Linked DNA regions of Homo sapiens: region 1 is linked to region 2. Evidence: chromatin loops called from intact Hi-C (ENCODE). Cell type or tissue: HepG2. All regions are shown on one strand. Each heading gives the region's core, and the rest is flanking DNA. Links, peaks and the distances in the headings are about the cores only.

Region 1 (5,369 bases), core at 195-5,194, 76 kb before region 2:
GAGGTAGGGGATGGGACACCAAGACATGAGGCCAGAGTGTGAGACAGAATCAGAGCTCCTGCCTGCAGAGAATGATGGGCTGTGTGAGGAGCCCTGGCCCTCTGCGGACATTTTAATAAGTGGCCCCACTTTCTTAGGTGCTCATGTGTCCGGGGATTCTAGGGAGGTTTTGTGAGGCTGAGCTAAAAAAAATAACCAATTCCAGCTAGGCACAGGGGCTCACGCCTGTAATCCCAGCCCTTTGGGAGGCTGGGGTGTGAGGATTGCTTAAGGCCAGGAGGTCAAGGCTACAGTGAGCCATGATTGTGCCGCTGCACTCCAGCCTGAGCAAGAGGGTGAGACCCTGTCTCAAGAAACAAGCAAACAAAAATAACCTATTCCACTTTGACCCTGAATAGGGAAAACTGACCAAACAAGGAGAGTAGCCAGAGGCAGGGATGGAAGCATAGGAGAAACTGGCAGTGGACAAGCTCCTTTGGAATAATCCACCAAGAGAGGAAATGAAACAGAATGCCTGAATGAATTATGAAAGCAGAACAAAGTCTGAAAGAATAATCAGGGCTTGAGATCTAGAAAGGATCAATGAGATTTGTGGGAACAGACTTTCAGGGGAAACACAGAGGGCTAAGCGGCCTGAGAAACAGCTCAACTCTTGACCTTCCTCTTCCTGACACATAGCAAGCTCAAGTGTAAAAGTTCTTGGTTCCTGGGGGATCCCGAAATGGCAGAGGTGGCTGTATCTATGCACCTTATTCAACAAGTTGGTAAAAGTCCACTTAAGGCTGATCACCAAGAGCTGCCTGCTTAGAAACAGGAGGAAGCTAGATACCTAAAATACTCCCAGCACGTCCTGGGAGATGACACCCTAAGCTCTCACCTGGGAAAGGAAAAGGATGAGAGACCCAGGTGACTGCAGGTTCACCTTGCTGGGGAACAAGGTTTTCTCACCTTCATTTCCAGTGCGGGAGGGAAACCAGAATAGCAAAAGATCAAGAAAACTGAACAAAAACTAGAAGAGAAATTGGTGGAGGGATGACAGAGGTTGAAATGGGAAGGCACCAAGCAGAATCAGGTATCCTCTACAGAGCAGAGAATTGCCCTGAGCACAGAATGCTATATCATTTTCTCAAAGTCACAGAGCTGGGAATTGCCAACAGTGGGACTGGGATCCAGATCTGCTCCCCTCATTACTTATTCTCCCTGGATTTCTCTTCAGAGTGGAGCAATGCCCTGGCATTCAACTCGTCTGTGATATGACAGTCCTCACACTCTGTGTAGTGACCTACTATGAGTGGTACCTGGGCGCTGCCTGCCTAGAATTCATCCCTCCTTCTTCTGGTAGCAGCATCCCAATTTTCCTCTAGTTAACCACTCCCCCTCTACTCTTGGTCTGTGGGATGTGGGGAGGGGGACAGGGGGAGAAGGGGAGGTTGGCCCCATTATCACTGCAGGGCATGCAACCCAGACTTGGCAATCTCAGTCCATCTAGAGTCAATCTTTTCTAGACTCTTCTAGACTAATTCAGAAAGCAGCTTTCTCTTTCCACAGGGTGGTTAGGAAGGTAGAAGGTAATCCTGGAGCTTCCCGCCACCACGCAGGAGGAATTTGCCTGAGAGCAAAGCCAGCATAGAGAAGCAGAGCTGAGTCATGGAGACAGGTGGCTGAAAGTTTCATTTCGGCATATGGATCTCACCATTCCTGAAGCCACTTTCAACTCTTCAATTTCATAGCTAATAAATTCTCATTTTTGCACAATTAGCTGAAGCAAGGTTTTTTGTTACCTGGAAGCAATGAATGCAAATGTTTTTTAGGTAATTTGTTAATAGTAATAAAAGATAAAGAATATAATAATAAAGAATAGGGGCATTTCCAGGGCCGGGCACAGTGGCTCACACCTGTAATCCCAGTACTTTGGGAGGCCGAGGCGGGCAGATCACTTGAGGTCAGGAGTTGGAGAACAGCCTGGCAAAACCCCGTCTCTCCTAAAAATACAAGAATTAGCCAGGCGCAGTGGCACACACCTGTAATCCCAGCTACTTGGGAGGCTGAGGCAGGAGAATCGCTTGAACCCGGGAGGCAGAGGTTGCAGTGAGTCAAGATCACACCACTGCACTCTAGCCTGGGAGATGGAGCAAGACTACATCTCAAAAAAGAAAAAGAATAAAGTCATTTCTGAATTGTATCTTTTATGATTTTAAAAAATGAATCAGAGAAGATTCAAGGCACATTCTGACATGCAAGGGTTACAGTCACAGCCCATGGGCCAGGCATGGCACTTCACCCCAGTATGCTGGCGACGGCCCTCTCTGCACCAATAAATCAGATGCCTGCTTAACAACTATTTCAATCAGAAGTGCATTCTGCAGTTTTGAAAGTTTCCACACGTATTATCACTCCTCAGTCATAAAACAATCTGATGAAGTTAGTTTCTAATGCCTTTTTTTTTTTTTTTTTTGAGACAAAGTCTCGGTCTGTCACCCAGGCCAGAGTGCAATGGCATGATCTTGGCTCACTGCAGCCTCCGCAGTTCAAACAATTCTCCTGCCTGAGCCTCCTGAGTAGCTGGGATTACAGGTGTGCACCACCATGCCCAGCTAATATTTGTATTTTTAGTAGAGACGGGGTTTCACCATGTTGGCCAGGCTGGTCTCGAATTCCTGACCTCAAATGATCTGCCAACCTCGGCCTCCCAAAGTGCTGGTATGACAGGCCTGAGCCACTGCACCTGGCTCTGACCACACGTCTTCCATCAAGGACTTACATCATTCTTTTTGGCCACCCAGAACCTCTGAACTCCCTGCCTGTGAATCTACGCCTGCCCAAGGGAGAAGCAGAAACTTGCTTTCTCAGAGTCGGCTCCCATGTAGGGCACAGGCATGTGACCAAAGTCCAGCCAGTTACCAAGCCCAGGTGGGGGCAGTGCAGCATAGCTGTGACGTTAGGCCCGGAGGCCACTCTAGGGAGCTGGCAGCACACAGCCAGCTGCCAGGGCGGCAGAGAGAGGTGCCGAGGGTGTGGCAGCAGTGCCCAGCGTGTGAACCGCAGAGTGTGCGCCAGTGGTGGAGGTGGTGGTGTCTGCAAGGGTATCATCCAGGCATACCCTCCAAGCCTGGTGTTCTGGCTGGCCTGGAGATTCCACAAGCTACCTAATACCCTTTAAAAACAAAATTCCTAGGCTGGGTGGGATGGCTCACGCCTGTAATCACAGTGTCTGGGGAGGCCGAGATGGGAGGATGGCTCCAAGTGAGAGGATCTCTGGAGGCCAGGAGTTTGAGATCAGCCTGGGCAACATAGTGAGATCCCATCTCTATAAAAATAATTTTAAAATAAAATAAATAGGCCGGGCATGGTAAGCTCACACCTGTGATCCCAGCACTTTGGGAGGCCAAGGCAGGCAGATCACCTGAGGTCAGGAGTTCGAGACCAGCCTGGCCAACATGATGAAACCCTGTCTCTACTAAAAATACAAAAATTAGCCGGGTGTGATGGTGGGCGCCTATAATCCCAGCTACTTGAGAGGCTGAGGTGGGAGAATGCTTGAACCTGGAAGGCAGAGATTGCAGTGAGCCAAGTTCGCACCACTGCTCTCCAGCCTGGGCGATAGAGCAAGACTCCATCTCAAAAAAAGTAAAAAATAAATAAAATAAATAAGAACAAAATTCCTTTTCCGCTTAACCTGACAAGAGGAGAGTCTGCTGTCTGTAGTGGGAAACCTGACAGATACAATCAGGAGAGCATCCAAGGTCTCCAGGCGGACAGTCCTCTGCAGCTGCATCCTGTCTGTGCCATTGGTCCCTCTGCCAGCCTCTTGGCCATGTGTGTAGCCTGGGAAGAATGCTGCCCTGCTCCACCTGCTGTGGCAACTGCCACTATGCGAGATGGCCAGGCTGCTCCAGCTCCCACAGTGGCTCGTGGTCTGTGCCTCCGTCAGTCTGGCTTCTCCTGGGGCAGCGGCTACCGGCTGGACTCTGGCCCAGGAACAGGGCTTTCCCTGTGCTCGCCTGCACCTCGCACCATGGTCCTGGCCCCACGACGACTGAATCTGCCAGTCTCCACTCCCCTGTGCACTTTCTGCACTACAGCAGTGGGATGTGGTGACAGGAACACTAAAGGATTGAATGCCGGGATCCTGGAGGGAAATTGAAGCTGCTGGTGCTTCTGCCTGGGTCCTAGGGGAGCAGGAAACACTGTGGAGTACTTACTGTGGGCTCAGCACAGTTCCATTTTAATTGACAAATAATAATTGTATCTATGTATGGGATACAATATGATGTTTTGATCCATGTTTACAACGTGGAATGATTAAATCAGGCCAATTAAACACATCCATCACCTCACATACTCATCCTTTTCTTGCAGTGTAAACATTTAAAATCTCTTTTCACGGCTTTGAAATATACATTACATTATTATTTATTATAAACACCATTATGTGCAATTGATCACTAAAGCTGACTCCTCCTAACTGAAACTTTGAAGTCTTCAGTCAGCGTCTTCCCTTTCCCCATCCAGCCCCTTCCCCCAGCCTCTGGTAACCAGCATACTTCTCGCCATGAGATCTGCTTCTAGATCGGCTTTTTAAGATTCTCCATGTAAGTGAGATCATGCAGCACTTGCCTTTCTGTGCCTGGCTTATGTCGCTGAGCAGAAGGCCCTCCAGGCTCATCTATGCTGCCACAAATGACAGGGTTTCTTTCTTTTTCAAGGCTGACTAGTATTCCACTGTGTATCTACACCACATTTTCTTTTCTTTTCTCTTTTGAGATGGAGTTTTTGCTCTGTTGCCCAAGCTGGAGTGCAGTGGCACGATCTTGGCTCACTGCAACCTCCACCTCCTGAGTTCAAGTGATTCTACCACCTCAGCCTCCCAAGTACCTGGGATTACAGGTGCCCGCCACCACACCCGTCTAATTTTTGTATTTTTAGTAGAGATGGGGTTTCACCATGTTGGCCAGGCTGGTCTCCAACTCCTGACCTCAAGTGATCTGCCTGCCTCAGCTTCCCAAAGTGCTGGGATTACAGGTGTAAGCCACCGCGCCTGGCCCACATTTTCTTTAGCGATTGACCTGATGATGGATATCTAGGTTGCTTCCTCATCTTGGCCATTGTGAATAACACTGCAATGGACATGGGTGTGCAGGCATCTCTTTGACATACTGATTTCAATTCCTTTGGATTTACACCCAGCAGGGGGATTTCTGGATCATATGGCAGTGCTACTTTTACTTTTCTGAGGAAACTCCGTACTGTTTTCCATAATAACTGTATTAATTTACATTTCCGTCAACAGTTCGGCGCTATTTCAAAGGTTTCCTGTGCTCTAAAGCACTCTATTAGGCTCTCGTTGCAGGGATTTGGGGAAAAAAAGA
Region 2 (5,369 bases), core at 185-5,184:
TATGTGTTTACAGATAGGGTTCCGTTTCTGGATCTAGTGTTCAACATTCTGCTGTTTAAAAATAGGTACTTTTTGTATCATACCTCTAAACACAGGCCAACTGCTTTGTGTGCTCAACCAAAGAAATTCTCTTCCTATGCTGGAAAAAAAGCTGTCTGTGTTGGACTCATGATTTGTTTCCACTTGGCATCTTCCTGGCACCTTCTGAGGGTAGTTTTTTGGGGTTTTGTTTGTTTGTTGTTTTTTGTTTTTGAGACAGAGTCTTGCTCTGTTGCCCAGGCTAGAGTGCAGTGGTATGATCTCGGCTCACTGCAACCTCCACCTCCCAGGAGGAGTGATTCTCCTGTCTCAGTCTCCCGAGTAGCTGGGATGACAGGCGTGCGCCGCCACACCCAGCTAATTTTTGTATTTTTAGCAGAGACGGGGTTTCACCATGTTGGCCAGGATCGTCTCAAATTCCTGACCTCAAGTGATCTGCCTCGGCCTCCCAAAGTGCTGGGATCACAGGAGTGAGCCACGGCGCCCAGCTAGTTCCATCTTGACGTGATTTTTGCTGTAAGCGGCCAACTTTAGAAGCCAGTGTCTCTCTCCAAACTCCTCCCTCTTCCTCCATCTACGCTGCCTGAGTAGTTTGTGTTCCCTGAGTTGGGTTGGGCAGATGGGGAAAGAGAGGGGCAGGGAGTTCTCCCTGGGAGAGGGTCCCAGCAGTTCAGGTGATGGGCTGCAGGAAAATCTGCCCGATACGCAGCTCAGCTTTGGATGAATCACGGAGGGTTAATGGAGTCAGGCAGCCGCAGAGACTGGCTCTGCAACATCACATCTCCAGGTCGGCTTGACTTCCTAGCTCCCTCACTGAGAATACCAGTAAACCTCTGTTTTCCCACAGGCCTGCCCCCACCCCACCCCAAATCTGCCAGAACTTGAGTGTGGGTAGGAGGCGAGGCCCAGCCTGGATTGCCCCATTGTGAGACACACCTAGGGCCTGGCAGCCAGCCTCCTGGGTCTAGGGAGGGAGTGGGGATTCCAAGAGAGAGACACTAGGTTTTCGGGGCCTTGGCGAACACTAGGTGGGAAGCCGGGAATCCTGGGAGAGAGAGGGGACTGGGATGTGGAGTATTAGGGGGCAGAACTCAGGGCATCCCTGTCCCATCCCTTCCTCCCTCCGTCGGTGTTGTCACAACCAAGAAAGCAGCCTCATCCACCAGCAGGTGTGGTTTCTTCCTTTGCCGCCCACCCTATGTGCCCGGTGCTTAAACCTCTCCCAGGAAGTCTTCCTGGATTGGTCCCACTTAATTCCAATCCCTCTCTCCATTGGCTAATTTGTAAATATTTATTTGGCTCTTGGTACTGGGGGCTGTAGATGGACAAAAGACCTGCCCTACAGATCCCATGTCCTAGCGAAGGAGACATCATAATGTAACCAAAAATAGATACGCAAACAAGATGACTTCAGAGAAGGACAGGTGCTGCGAAGAAAACGGGGCCATATGATGCTGACAGGGTTTCCTTGGTCGATGGCCTGAGGGCCGAGTGCGGTGGCTCGCACCTGTAGTCCCAGCACTTTAGGGGGCTGAGGCAGGAGGATCACTCAAGCCCAGGAGTTCCAGACCAGCCTGGGCAACATGGCAAGACCCCGTCTCTATTAAAATACAAATTTTAAAAGGTGGCCCAGGGAGGGACATTTGAAATTAGTCCTAAAAGCAGATGAAGCTCTGGCTTTCTGAAGACCTTGGTAACAGCCGCCCATGTTCCCTGATGGCCTGTGCCAGTAGGCCCAGAGGGACGTTAGAGAGGGAGGCCAGGCCCATCGCATAGAGCCGTAGTGAGGAATGGGGATTTTATTCCAGGGCTAATGAGAAGCTGGTGGTAGGTTCCGAGCAGGGGCTCCTTCTAGGGCGTTGTGGAAGAACGGGATCTAAAGAATAAGATGGAAGTTGGGGATTCAGGAGGTCACTGGAGGAGCCCTGAAGGGAGAAAGGGGTACCCACCCTTCACTGGAGGGCCCCTCATGCCAGGGGACCTTAGCCTGCCTCGGGTGTCACTCTAAGCTTTCAAGAGCCGCTTTCAGCTCTTTGGGCCAAGAACATCTCACGAGCCAAGAACCGTGTTGCTCACCTCCGCGTCTCCCCCGGTGCCTCAGTGACTGGGCTGAGGAGACTTCAGCTCCCCACGGGTTTCCACCCCCACCCACGCTCCGGGAAGCTCTCTGTGCAGCGAGGACGGAGCGTCCTCCCTGGGAGGGCCCCGCGCTCTCCCCCCTGTGGCCTCTAGGAGGTACTGCAAGGCCCTCCTATGGCGTTGAACTCCGGAGGACAAGTGCAAACCAGCATCAGGATTTCAGGACCCAGGAGAGAAGGGAGGCCAAGCAGAGGAGCGGCCCTCCCAGGCAGGCCGACTGGGTCAGCTCGGTCTCCTCAAGTCAGTTTTGGGCCGGGTTTCTTTCACGTATACATGCACTGTTTGAGGCCCTGTGCCTGTCCTGTGGGTGGAGAGTGACCTAGGCAGATGGGGGCCATGCCCTCAGGGAACTCAAACCTGGAGGGAGTCACTTAGGCTGGCAGGGCGCCTCCTGTCCACCTTTTACTTCCTGTCCCCTGCAGGGATCCCAGGGGGACAAAGGGGTGGGGGATCCTTAATCCGGGCATGTTGGACCAGCTTGGTGGGACTTAGGGGCTCCTACTGCAGACCCCCAGCCCAGTCCCAAGGGCTCTTCAGCGTGGGATAAGCCTGGCTCAGCCTGCGCCGCAGCCTCTCCTGTTTCATTGGTACAGTGATGGGGTGGAAGTGTTCTGCCTCCCTCCCTCTGCATCCTGGAAACACAGGGCAGTCAGTGCCCGTGATAAGGCCCTGGGTTAGATCCAGTGCCCCCAACTTCCTAAGCGCGTCTCCCCAACCACGCCCCCATCCCCACGGCAGCCTGTCCATGTGGAGAAGCACAGTCTCTATCAGCACCTCGCTCCTGTTTCCTGCCCTCTCCCTGACCTTCTGGGACTGACCTCCCGTTTTGAACAACCTCTTTCCCCCTGCTCCTGACTTGAATATTTCCATTGTCGCTTTTTCAGGCCAACAAAACACCTGTGGCTGCTTCAAGTGCAAAAAGAACAGTACTCAGGCCGGTCGCAGTGGCTCACGCCTGTAATCCCAGCACTTTGGGAGGCCGAGGCGGGCGGATCACGAGGTCAGGAGATGGAGATCATCCTGGCTAACACGGTGAAACCCCGTCTCTACTAAAAAATACAAAAAATTAGCCGGGCGTGGTGGCGGGCGCCTGTAGTCCCAGCTACTCGGGAGGCTGAGGCAGGAGAATGGCGTGAACCTGGGAGGCGGAGCTTGCAGTGAGCGGAGATCGCGCCACTGCGCTCCAGCCTGGGTGACAGAGCGAGACTCCGTCTCAAGAAAAAAAAAAAAAGAACAGTATTCAAGCCGGGCATGGTGGCTTCCGCCTGTAATCCCAGCAACTTTGGGAGGCTGAGGCGGGTAGATCACCTGAGGTCAGGAGTTCAAGAACACCCTGGCCAACATGGTGAAACCCCATCTGTACTAAAGATACAAAAATTAGCCAGGTGTGGTGGCGCATGCGTGTAATCCTAGCTACTCAGGAGGCTGAAGCAGGAGAATTGCATGAATCCAGGAGGCGGAGGTTGCAGTGAGCCGACATCGTGCCACTGCACTCTAGCCTGGGCCACAGAGTGAGATTGAGTCTCTAAAAAAAGAATGGTATTCAGATATAGGTTGGGCAATGATTTTTTTTTTTAACAGATGAGGAAACTGAGGCACAATGCAGGCTTCTTGTCAGAAATAAAACCCAGGTCTCATCTCTCTCAGCCTCTGTGCTTTATACCAGTTTCAGGCAGAAGGCAGATTAGCTGCCCCTGAATCACTCTTCCATCCTCCCTGAGCCAGGCCATCAACATAGCATTAAAGAATAAAATTTGAGAAAGTCGTAGGGAAACAAGATTCATGTTTTATTTCCACAGAGAAACTCAAAAGTAGGAAGCTCCTCCTTCCTGGAGAACTGTCACAGTGACTTCAGGTCACCAAAGGGAGGAGGTACAGAAAGATGCTGGTGTATGTGACGAGGCTGGTGGCCACTGAAGCACCACAGTGCAGTGGGAAGAAACAAGGAGAGACAAGCTGGGTCCCCAGCCTAGGAAACAGAGGTGTGGCAGCCGGGCCAGGGCTGGCACAGGCTGGGGGCCAAGGGGAGGAGCTCCCTGACGACCAGTGCTTTTCGGGGCCTCGGTGGTGGTTGCAAGAAATTGCCTAGAAGAAAGAAAATCAAATGGTAGCACGTGGCCACTCCTAAGCCTGCGGAAACGGGGCATCTTTTCACCCAGCGTCTGGGCACCCACCATTCTTTTGCTGTCCTACCTGTTCGCCTGTGGTGCCCCTCACTTTTGCTCCGCCTAAAACAGAGTTTGTGGTTCTGCCGAGCCAAGCTATCACCTCTCGCCCATGCAGCCTCGCTGCGTCCCACCTCTGAACCCTTCCACCAGGAGGCTCTTTTCTCCACAGTTCCCCTGTAACATCTCTATCCCGGTCCCTGTGCTCCATCTAGAACACCATCTTCTCAGAGCTGTGCCTATGTGGTCCCACCCTAAGGTGCTTTCCGAGGGTCCTAGGTCATTTTCTTTCTTCTTTCTCTCTTGCTTGCTTTCTTTCCCTCTTTCTCTCTCTCTCTCTTTCTCTCTTTCTTTCCAGACAGGGTCTCCCTCTGTTGCCCAGACTTGGAGTGCAATGGTGTGATCATAGCTCACTGCAGTTTTGAACTCCTGGGCTCAAGCGATCTTCCTGCCTCTGCCTTCCAAGTAGCTAGAACTACAGGCATGTGTCACCATGCCTGGCTAAGGTTTTTCATTTGTTTGTTTGTTTGTTTTGAGACAAGGTCTCACTGTGATTGCCCAGGCTGGAGTGCAGCGGTGCAATCGCAGTTCGCAGCAGCCTCAACCTCCCAAGCTCAGGTGATTCTCCCACCTCAGCCTCCAGAGTAGCTGGGATTACAATCATGCACCACCTCACCTGGCTAATTTTTTGTATTTTTAGTAGACGGGGTTTTGCCATGTTTCCCAGGCTGGAATGGTTTGTTTTGTTTTGGTTTGTTTTGTTTTGTTCTTTTAGAGATGGGGTCTTGCTATATTGCCCAGTCTGGTCTCAAACTCCCAGACTCAAGTGATCCTCCCACCCCAGCCTCCCAAAGCACAGAGATTACAGGCATGAGCCACTGCACCCAGCCCTAGATCACTTTATTATGGGTCTTTCTCCACACCCCACCATGAGGTCCCCTCTTCCTTATCACCTTTAGAGCACGCACCCAGAGCATACCTGACTTCATGTCGCTGCCCACTGAGATCTGAGGATATACCAAGATC

What was found. A loop is a pair of places that touch in the nucleus more often than their neighbours do. Peaks named below come from ENCODE experiments on the same cell type or tissue, not always from the same donor. Only the 100,000 strongest peaks of a DNase experiment are listed, where the experiment ranks them.
Region 1: it touches region 2 in a loop (20-fold over the local background); 1 of 110 quality-filtered maps calls a loop at or near these places.

Annotation. Positions count from the first base shown.
Region 1 is chr19:35,417,628-35,422,996 of GRCh38, forward strand. No RefSeq gene overlaps it. Among named protein-coding and RNA genes, the nearest start is that of LINC01531, 15 kb to the left of the region's middle. In HepG2, for the core only: a CTCF peak has its summit at 2,921 (motif pointing right); a DNase peak (open chromatin) is centred at 2,894.
Region 2 is chr19:35,493,276-35,498,644 of GRCh38, forward strand. DMKN (dermokine) reads right to left here. Exons shown (of 16, transcript NM_033317.5): 16 at 3,945-4,263. LOC124904703 (a long non-coding RNA gene) reads right to left here and starts at 3,173. Exons shown (of 2, transcript XR_007067242.1): 1 at 2,116-3,173; 2 at 1,317-1,915. RefSeq lists an enhancer at 1,571-2,517. In HepG2, for the core only: a CTCF peak has its summit at 2,263 (motif pointing right); a DNase peak (open chromatin) is centred at 2,286; H3K4me3 peaks cover 398 bases.